Linked DNA regions of Homo sapiens: region 1 is linked to region 2. The links are chromatin loops, found by intact Hi-C in ENCODE. Cell type or tissue: PC-3. All regions are shown on one strand. Each heading gives the region's core, and the rest is flanking DNA. Links, peaks and the distances in the headings are about the cores only. Region 1 overlaps RBMS3 (RNA binding motif single stranded interacting protein 3). Region 2 overlaps RBMS3 (RNA binding motif single stranded interacting protein 3).

What was found. Hi-C counts contacts between places; a loop is a spot of excess contacts. Peaks named below come from ENCODE experiments on the same cell type or tissue, not always from the same donor. Only the 100,000 strongest peaks of a DNase experiment are listed, where the experiment ranks them.
Region 1: it touches region 2 in a loop (5-fold over the local background); 1 of 110 quality-filtered maps calls a loop at or near these places.

What each region holds. Positions count from the first base shown.
Region 1 is chr3:29,607,177-29,612,577 of GRCh38, forward strand. All of the region lies in intron 4 of RBMS3 (RNA binding motif single stranded interacting protein 3), which reads left to right. Among named protein-coding and RNA genes, the nearest start is that of RBMS3-AS2, 33 kb to the right of the region's middle. In PC-3, for the core only: no CTCF peak of the experiment used is centred there; a DNase peak (open chromatin) is centred at 2,425.
Region 2 is chr3:29,484,081-29,489,481 of GRCh38, forward strand. RBMS3 (RNA binding motif single stranded interacting protein 3) reads left to right here. Exons shown (of 15, transcript NM_001003793.3): 3 at 4,361-4,419. Among named protein-coding and RNA genes, the nearest start is that of RBMS3-AS2, 160 kb to the right of the region's middle. In PC-3, for the core only: no CTCF peak of the experiment used is centred there; a DNase peak (open chromatin) is centred at 2,191; H3K4me3 peaks cover 1,570 bases; H3K27ac peaks cover 2,308 bases.

The DNA of each region.
Region 1 (5,401 bases), core at 252-5,251, 120 kb after region 2:
TTATTGAGATTTCAATAATAAGCTATTAAATATTTTATTTAAAGTTCCATTCTATTTTTTGTTGCCTTAGTCCCATTGGGCTGTTATAGTAAAATGCCATAGACTAGGTAGCTTATAAACAACAGAAATTTATTTCTCAGAGTTTTGGAGGCTGGGAAGTCCAAGATCAAGGTGCTGACAGATTCAGTGTCTGTTGAGGGCCTGGTTCCTGTCTCAAATGGAGCCTTCCAGCTGTGTCCTCACACTGTGGAAGGGGCAAACAAGTTCTGTGCCTATTTTATAAGGATATTATTCCCATATATGAGGGTTCTGCCTTTATGATCTAATGATTCCCAAAAGGCCCCACCACCCAATATCATCATTTTTGGAGTTACTATTTCAAAATAAGCATTTTGGGGGGATGCAACATTCAGACCATAGCAGCTGTACAATTGGCAAAAGGATTGCCTGTTTTTAAATCTCTGAATTTGATTTTTTTTCCCAAATACCTTTACTAGAAAGAAAATTTAAACATTTTACATTTTTACTTTACATGGAGAAAATTCATGTCTTGCTCTGTTGTAAGTTTCATATTATTCTCTGTTTAAAGTTCCCAATCAGAACATATTACAACAAAATCTAACCAATTAATTAATTGTTTTCACTATCTTGATCATAAATTTTGTATATTCCTTTACAATATTAATTCTTTGCTGCTAGTCTTAAGAAAAAAATAAGCTTTGTGGAAAAAGATAGGTATATGCATATTTTGTGTATATTTTGCCTTTACTATAGAATTTATGAAACATACACAAAAGCAGAGAAAATAGTGTAATTTACATGGTACGAGAAATCTCAACATGCCCATCATCCAGCTTCAACATTTATTCTACTATGAATCTTATTTCATCCAACTATTTTACCACTTTCTCACTCTTCAAGAATACATTATATTATTTTATAATATTTATAGATAAAATAATATGTCTGTCTATATCCCAGACATCATATTATTTCACCTATATATATTTTACCATTTGCCTCTACCAGCCAAGAATTGGTATGTATTCATCATCCAGATTGAGGTATTTTTTTAAAGCAGCATTAACTTTTGTGGAAGTATCGTAATAAGACGGAATATTCTGAGTTAAAATCAAACAAATCTTTCCAATTAAATAATTGAGAATTAGCTAGAAAAATGACTTAAAACTTAGTGTAATAAAGCTAGTAGAATATTAAAGATAAGGCATAACACATTTCTTCTTACATTCTTAGTTTCATTGTGATATAAGGATTAGTTATATGCTGCTTAAAGTCAAGATTATACAATTACACAGAAAATGTTCCAAGCTAATCCCTTGGGGTTGATTTTGGCTGATAGTCTATTATTTAGATGACCAAAGATGACAGAATATACTTCTTAATTTACATGAATTACTCATCTAAGTTTTATACATAGTTTAACACATGCTGCATGCATGTATTAAACTGCATGAACGAGCTGAGATGAGAGAAGAATATAGTCAAGGTAAAAATGAGGAGCTAGATACATTCACCAAAACTGCTTAGGGAAAGTATAGCTTAATTTACCCTTTAACTAGAATAGCTGAGAGGGCAAGAGATCCAAATAGTCCCTGAGTGAATGCAGAAACTGAATGTGCTTAATGGCATATTTTTGTGTGTAAATACGTCTCTCTTCTGTGCTCCTTGTTTGCATTAGGGAGAATAGTAGGGGGAGGCAGAAGTCTTCTCTTATGTTAATAGAAAGTGTGGTTTATGTATTCCTTATAAATTTCATTCATATTCTTTATGGGCAGCATTCACTGCAGAATGTTGGATGAGTGGAGTGCTTACTTCTCACTATCTGAATGTTGTAGAACTAGTTATTTTTATTTCCAAACTGTTGTGGACTGATGCTTTTATAAAATATAATAAAAATAAATTACCAGAAAAATAAAATAAAGGAAAACAAAGATATAGACATAAAACTCATCTATCAAATGAATATAAAAGTTTCTAAATGCTTACTCTGCATTTCTGTCCCTGTTTCTTCTGAGACAGGTTAACGAACACTTTAAGTGAAGATGACACTTAATGTAGTACTGGTCCAGACTGTTGATCCATATGTAGAGGTGACAACTGCAGTATTGGACTGGCAGTATGGCACTGTCAATGACCAGGAAGCACAGACCTCAATGAAAGAACTGATGAAAGGGTCCTGGGTGCCCTCTTATCTATCCTAGGTTTTAACTGGATTGTACAGTGATTCTGGGCATCCTAAGGGAGGAGTCAGGTGAATGAGGCAGTCCAGAAGACACTTGGTAGGGGGAGGGTTCAGTCAGCAGCTGTTTTCCAACAGGTATGGGTGGAAGTATTTCACTATGTAAACAACCAGCATAACCATACACAAATAATACTAGTGCCTATCAGTGGAGAATCTGTACTGCTGTCATCTCTACATTTATAGATACTGGAGAACAGGGAGCCTCTTGTTGCCTCTGTGCCTGGCAAAAGGCCTGATACATGGTAGATGCTGAGTAAATATTTGTTGAGTTGATGGGTGACTGATTGAAAGAGGTTTGTAGAAGGAATTCTTCCCTTTTAAAATTTGTATTAAACTGTGATAATTCAGACACTCAAATAAGGTGTGTATATGTCAGTGTCAGGATGTGCAGAGCTTCCTTTCTAATCAGATGCAAGGGGATTCGTGCACAAAAAGGGAAACAGATTATTATTGAACCCATGTCCAAGTCAAAGAATTATTAATATACATTTGCTTTGAGGTGCACGTAGAGCTTTTCTGTTCATTTGACCTAATCCTATTTGCATGTATGCTGCTAAAACATTTCAGCCTTTTCTCATAAGTAGAAACATTAATTTTAAAAATCAATTTTACTTTGAATTAAAGCCTATTCTAAAATAAGTTCCCTTTAAATCTTTATTCTAAATATTTTAGATGACTTATTTTTTATTTGAGGACAAATATCCAGGGAGATATGGGGTATTAACTGATGAAAGATGATACAAGATAAATGTGGACCCTGTCGTGAATACAGGTACACTCTAGAATGAATATGACAGATTAATGTACAAACATCAGCTAGAAACAGTAGCAAACTAATGTAAGGCTAAATACCTACAAGAAATAAATTTTATGCAGTAGTCACCATAATTTGTCATGTTCTTTCTCAAGTCCAGGCCTATGGATAAGACTGACTCTCACCACCCTCTGTTACCCACCTTGATGAAGTAACACAAAGTCATTTTTCAGATGTCTGTGTAGATGCCACTTCTTGCAGGACCATTTTGAGGGACAGTGCCTCCACCCATATTCACTTATCGCCCCTTCTTTGAGCCTTCCTTGATCCTTTCTAGCTTCTTGTAATTAGCCTGTCAAAGGCCTTAAAGCATTTTTGCATTGACTCTTTCCTTCTGATCTCTCCCACACTGTTAGCCTCATAACTGCTATGCAGGAACTGAAATAATAGATACCAACAGAAAGATACATAGTAGATTGTGGATCTGTTAATGAGCCTTCAAAAAACTGAATGGTCTTATTTAATTCCTAGAAAACACTCGCTGGTCTCATTCTTGCTGACCCCAGCTGTGAATAGAGCATGACACCATATTTTTGAAGGAGAAGTACTTCTGTAAGAGAGTCATGCATTCTGGTATAATTTTACACATATATTTTTAAAATGACACAAGCATTAATGTATCTACACACATATTTTCTACCACAGATCCCTGACCTTTCTGCCTTTCCTTAAGGGAAAAAAAAAATCATCCTTCTTCTTATACAGTTAATGGGATTTGTCAAGTCTTTGGTGCAGACATGTCTTATTTCCTGAGTAATGAGATACTTCCATTTGTGGTAGGGCATCTTGTTCTGCCCCAAATGAGATATGCCAAGCCAAACATGAATTAGAATGCTGAACATTATGTCTTGTGTGTTTGTCAGGTGTGTGATCTATTTCTGAAAACCCAAATGCAGTTCAATGACATATTTTACTATTTGTGAACTTTACCTTCTGTTAATATGATTGAAGCAACTGGAAATGGAAATTGTCAGGGCAATTTAACAAAGAAGCCCTGTAAAACTTATTAAAGTCCAGGTAGTAAAAATCCGTTTAGAAGGCATATTCTTCAAACCTGAGTTTTATTTGGTAAAACACGTTGGTGCCTGACCTTTCCAGAAACATACCAAAAAGGAGTCATTTAGAGGTCCCTGTTGTAAATTGTAAACAGCAGCCTGATCAAATTCGGCTGTATTCTGCTCACAGTATATGACAGAATGTATGAGTACACCAAACAGACAGCTAAATGACTGGGTATTTGGATGAGTTTGATGTGTATTTTATGTAATTGCATACTGTACAAAGCAATAAAAAGTCAATCTTGTATGCCAGAAAAAAATGCAGGTATTGAGTGAGTCAAAGAATCTTCATAAGTTCGTAATTCAAGTTAATCTTTCAATGGATAAAGCCAGAGGGCAGGAGCTCCGTATTCATAGACAATTTTAAAAATTCTGTAGTCAAGGTTTCAGGGTAGAAGACCAGAATTGTTGCACATTTTGTATATTAAAACATATTTTTAGGAAATACATTTCCAATGTTAAAAAAAAACTAAAAGTTTTTAGAGTGTGAAATACAAAGTTAAACTTCATTCCTCATCCATCTCCAGAGGTGATCAATGTTATCAGGTCTCATATGTGGATCCAGACACTTTCTGTATTTATCCAAACACAAATGTATCCTCCCCAATGTACATATATTAATGGTAGTACAGTATAACGGTTATGAATGCAAGGCCTACAGTCTAATTCCTGGGTCTCACCCACCGGCTGTGTGATCTTAAGTATGTTACTGAACCTCCCAACTCCTCAATTTTTTTGTTTGTAATGAAGAAAATTATAATATCTATGTCATAGGGTTGCTGTGAGAATCTAGCTTAGAAGAGCACCGACTTTACTGAAGAAGTATTCGACCAAAGTTAACTATTGATTGTTATTATGAATAACAACATAATATTCATTTAAATCAAGAGAATAAGCATATATATGTAAATAGTGATTGCACATATATATATTTTCATATTTATACAAATGTATACCTGTAGATACTGGTCTGCAACTTGCCTTTTGACATATATCTTGGACATGTTGTCATGCTACTATATATAAAGGTTTATTTGTAATCACTATACAGAATCTTAGTTTATAGATATGTCATAATTTAATTATGAGCCCTGTATTAATGAATATCAATTTTTCCCAATCCTCTGCTTCATGTGAAATGTTTTAGTAGCATCTTTGTTTGTACATGACTGTGCTTTTATAAAACTGTATGTGTAGGATAAATGCATAGAGGTGGGTCTAAGGGAATATGCCTTTACATTATTGGTGGTTAATGACAAACATTCT
Region 2 (5,401 bases), core at 149-5,148:
TGTTAGATGAGAAAGAGCTTGAAGGTCTTAGGTAAGAGCTTGGAAGGGACAAGTGCAAAATCATTGAGCAAAGCATTTTAGAAAGGTGTCTTGTCTGATGAATCCTCTCACCTCTGTTCTTTTTGCAAAGCTCAGGAGGCCTTGGAGAGAAGATTATTGTGTTAGTTTGTTAGAACTGCCATAACAAAGTACCACAGACTGGGTGGCTTCATGAAAATATATTTTCTCACAGTTTTGAAGTGGGAAATACAAGATCAAGGTATTGGCACCATTGCTGCTTCTAAAGCCTTTCTCTTTTTCTTGTAAATGGCTGCCTTCTCTCTACGACTTCATATGGTCTTTTTGTGCCTGTCTCTGCTTATAAGGACAACAATCATATTGGATTCGGGCCTATCGTATAACCTTATTTTACCTTAATTACCTCTTTAAAGGCTCTGTCTCCAAATACAGTCACATTCTGAGGTAGTGAGGATTACAATTTTAACATATTAATTTTGAGGGGACAAAATTCAGTCCATAACAATTATGCATGACTTTGATGACCCATTTGTAGATTGAACTTGTTAAAACTTCAGAATATAAATGGGTTGTAAACTTGTAGGTGAAACGTGGCTGATGTATTCCATCAGAGAGATAGCCCTACAACATTCCAACTGGGTCCCTAAAGCTACAGATATGCTCCATTACCATCCTCAAATGCCAAAGAATGAATGAGCCATCTAGAAGTAGGCAAACAACCACATTTGCTAAAAGGCTAATGTTTCATCCATTAAATAAATGTGATACCTTTTTCTAGTCTGGTATCAATATAGAAGGCATGTGAAAAATGAGTTAGCTGAGAGTTAATTGACTGCGGAGACTCTATTTTCAGTCTCTGCCTGTATTTTTTGAATTAATATACACAGTGGGTGATTCAGCAAAAGGGTTTAAAAATAAATTCTTTATTGAAGGATCCCACCAATTTGATGTCTTCATAATTCATGAAGAGTAGACCCATAATAACTCTATTTTCTCTTCAGCTTTGAAAATAAAAGATGCCATTAGTTTAAATTAGGCTTGTATGTGGAATAATCAAGTGTATCAACAAATATAGTTTGACTCAGATGCTGTTTAAGAATAAATGCCAGAAAAGAACTGGCTATTTCTCTTAAAAAATTAAATATGAAAATTGTATTGACAAGCTAGGGTGAAAGTGTTTTAAAAAGTTGATAGACAATATATACATTTATAAAATTATGAAAACTCAAAAATGTAATAAGCAAATAGTTACTGTAGACTAGCTACTCTTTTAAAGCATACTCTTTAGAATATAAAGAAAATAGAATATAAGAAATATCATTAGAGACCTGGCTGTATTTGAATATAAAGAAAATGTCATTAGAGACCTGGCTATATTTGTAGAATACATGAGCACTCAGGATAGTTGGTGAATATGTAGGTATGGGGTTGCCAAAAAGCATCTTTGCAATGCTGTATTAGGGAGTTCCTACTTTGGCTAGAGAAGGCCCACATAGAAAGAACTATAGTGTAAAATATATTTACTTCATTTATTTATTTCCCTTGAAAAGTTCAAACCCCCAAGGAAGTAGACTGTGGATAGTATTTTATCTCCTCTAGCTGTAAGAAATGAAAGGATAGATAAGTGAATTGGATTTGTCTGAAAGCTTCTGGAGTCAGGAGGCACATGGGACTTGTGCTCAGGTGTCTATTTCCAGGCATTATTCAGCAATTTGGTCACATAATTTTCTCTAATATTAGATTTCTGCTTCCAATGGTGGGTGGCATAGTTGAAGAAAGAACTTTATGAAGACATAAGGTCTTGATCTAAACCCTAAGAAGGGAAAGAGTAAGTAAATGAGGTTATATACCTGAAGGCATACTTTTTTACTTCAGAAATTTTTATTTTCCTTCGGAGTGTATAAAATCATGTACTTTTAATCTGCAGAGTAGTTTTCATTCTAATCTACTAGTATACTTTGATAAAAGCATAATTTCATAGGTATATTACATTCGTGGGTCTCGTGTTTATGGTGGTTACGTCTTTAAAAAAAATCTAAACCTTATTTATCTACATCAGTTGTTGACTTTGCAGATCACAGAGAATACAGAGCCAGTCATGCAGAAAGTACCTGTTTGTCATCCTGAGAGTTCAGACATGAACTGTAACCAGTGGCCCATTAAGTACCTTCTCTTGTTGTTTAAAGCATATCCTAGCTTTGCAAATTAATTGTTAATGCAGAATGTTGTAACGGAGCCATGGAATGAAATTCCTGTTACTCCAGTCATAGTAGATGTTGCGTCAAGTACTCTGAGTTGTGTTCCATTGTTTTGTGATTCTGTGCTGTCGGAAAGTCTGGCCTAGAGAGTGTTTAGAAATAAGGAAATCAAGAAATAGTATGGTTTGCTTTTTTGGACTCTGTGTGTGATTTTCCATTGATAGTAATATTGTAATAATTTCTGAGAAATAAAATTCTTTTTCTTTGTTTATAAAAAAGTTACTTGTCAAAATACTCACAAATGCTTTCCATAAGAAAACATTTAACATTTTTTGCTGTAAAAGTGATTACATATACTACATTTAATGCAGTAGAGGACATTCTTGTAATATTGATACAGTAGGACAATATGCATGCCATTGACTATTGTTAACAGTCCAGTTGTGAGATGAAATCCACTATGAAACACAGTAATGTTTAATTTCATATTTAAGACAGAGCTAAATTTCAGTTTAGAAGGTTCTTATATAAAAATTTCAGGAACACCTTTATAAACCAATTAAGAAGGATTTTTGTCTTAAGGGTTTATGTGCCTGGTGTAAGATAGTTATACCTGATCTAATTTTTCTTTCTTTTTCTGATTTTTACTTCTCACATATTGTATTAATGGTGCTTGGTGTGGAAAAAAAAGATGCAGTGACATTTTCTTCTCTTATCCCTTATTTTCTACTCTAAGATACATATAATTTTGCAAATATTTATTTACCTTAATAGCTCAAACCTAGCTAACATTACAGCTAGTTAATGGGTATGATTGTAGGTACGATGAATCATTGTCTAGTAAAGAGACTGTTCAAATATGATTTTATTTTACTGGTTATTTTCCCAACAGAGAGACTCTTGGGGTGAAATAGAGCTCCAAAAAGAGTGTTTTGGGGGAGATGGGAAAGGGAGGATTGGGAGTTTTTAAAGGGAATAATCTCGTGTGGTAATAGGCATGAGGTAATAGTCATTTTGATAATATGAAACAAACAAAAAAGCTTCGAACAGGTGAGTATCTGTACAACTAGGTAGAGTGAGAACATAATGAAATCCCTAACATTTAAAACTAACGATGTAAACTGTAAATGTAATTATCTTTTAGCAAATAACTTTACATGTCAATTTTCTCAGTGGAATTTTTTGACAGTCTAAGTAGTAATGTTTGAAGCTTTGGGGACAGAATCTTTACCCCCTTCCACTTCTCATCATTCTCAGAGAATGCCGAGGGCTGGAGACATTTTTATATAGCTGATAGCAGGGAGAGCATCATTGGAAGAAGAGCTAACATTAATAATACTTACTCTGTGTCGGCCACTGTCCTCAGCACGTTAGGTAAACCCCATTTTACCTTCACAAAAAGCCTATAAAGAAGACAATATTATCCTCATCTTATATACTTACAAAAATATTTATATCATTACAAATAATTCAAATCATTATTTAAATAAATGTATTTATATTATTATAGATGATCAAATGATGCAAAAAGCACATATTACTTACTTAGCCAACCAAATATACCCAGGCTAAATTAGGATTTGAACCATGATAGTTTGGTGTCTCCGTATATTCTTTTAACTACTATATTACATTGCTCCTGGAGCCTAATATAGTGGATTCCCAAAGACATAAATGTTGATTGAACTAGGAGATTTGACATATTTAGCTTCTCATTTTTGCAGATGAAGAAACTGTGTCTTAGTGAAGTTGGGTTAAACTCTGCAGTGTTACAACACAAGGTGAGAGTCAGAGCTGGATGCAAACCCTGTTCAGTCTAGCACCAAGGTCCATGCTTTCTTCCATGAATCCACAGAGTGCGATTTACTGTGATCACAATCACATGTGATCCTCTTTTGGCTGCCTGTGACAGCCTGACAAGTTTATTTTTGAAGCTCAACCCATTGCTTACATAGGGAAGAACATTCCTAAGTTATAAAGAAGAACTGGTGAAAGGACATCATCCAGGTGTGAAATGGGAATCCAGAGCTTGTTTTCTTGGTTTATGCATGCTCAGTTGTGTGTGCCCCGATGTTCATTAGAGTGTTTTAAGTGTCTTCAATGGGTTACAATAACATGGGTTTTTTTCTCTCTCTCTCTTTCAGGTATGGAAAAATTGTATCTACAAAGGCAATTCTTGACAAAAACACAAATCAGTGCAAAGGTATGTGTAAGGGCATCCGTACCCTGAAATCTTGCCTATGCTATCTGATTAATGGTTCTTCCATTGTGGAGGTCCAGGTACCAGCTGCACAATGATCACAATGCATAGTATGGAAAACCTCTTTAATGATGCCAATGTTTTGATAAGTTGTATTTCTAGTAACATTGCTCATTCATTTTTTTCATTAACAAACAAAATGAAAATCACAAATCAGAACAAGTATCAAATTGCTTCAGCATAAAACTAAATTACCTCCTAACAACTTTGGGGTGTCTGATGTGAATGATATCATCAGTGATGCAAATTGATTTCCTATATAAAAATGAGGAACTCTGGGGAAAACTTCCCCATGCAAAACACATTTTAATTTCTCTGTTCTTTAAAGCTTTAGCAACATTGGTTGACTATGAATAAATTTACTGATGGGCCTATTGTATTAAGCTTCAGCTATAAGCATCTCAGGGATTTCAGAGTTGGTATCTTATTAAGACAGGCTTTTGGTTTTCCTGGAAATACTTCTGAAGTCATTGGACTATATCTGTGGCTCATGTTTCTTCATGTCTGGGAGTCCTATATTCTTTTAAAATTTGCATTAGATTAATTGTGGAACCTGTATGGTCTCTCTTGCATGACTCAGTTCTTACTGGAAAATTGGAATGCTTCTTGTAACATGCTGTTTGTTGTTCCTTTAATCTAATCTTTGTTGTAACACTGAAATCAAGAAGTATAGCACAGCCACGTTCATTCTAAACACTGCCTCTATTTCATATACAAACATAATGTGCACAAGTTTTAGGAAAGAACACTCAGAAACTCCTGTATATGTATCTCCTCACCTACTTGCATAATGGTAGTCAGATTCAATTCAGCAATTAAAAAAATAAAAACATTCCACGTCTTCTATAAACTCAGAAATGAACTACATATTACAAGACAAAGAATAATATGACATGATTTCTTCCACCTCATAGATTCAAGTCCT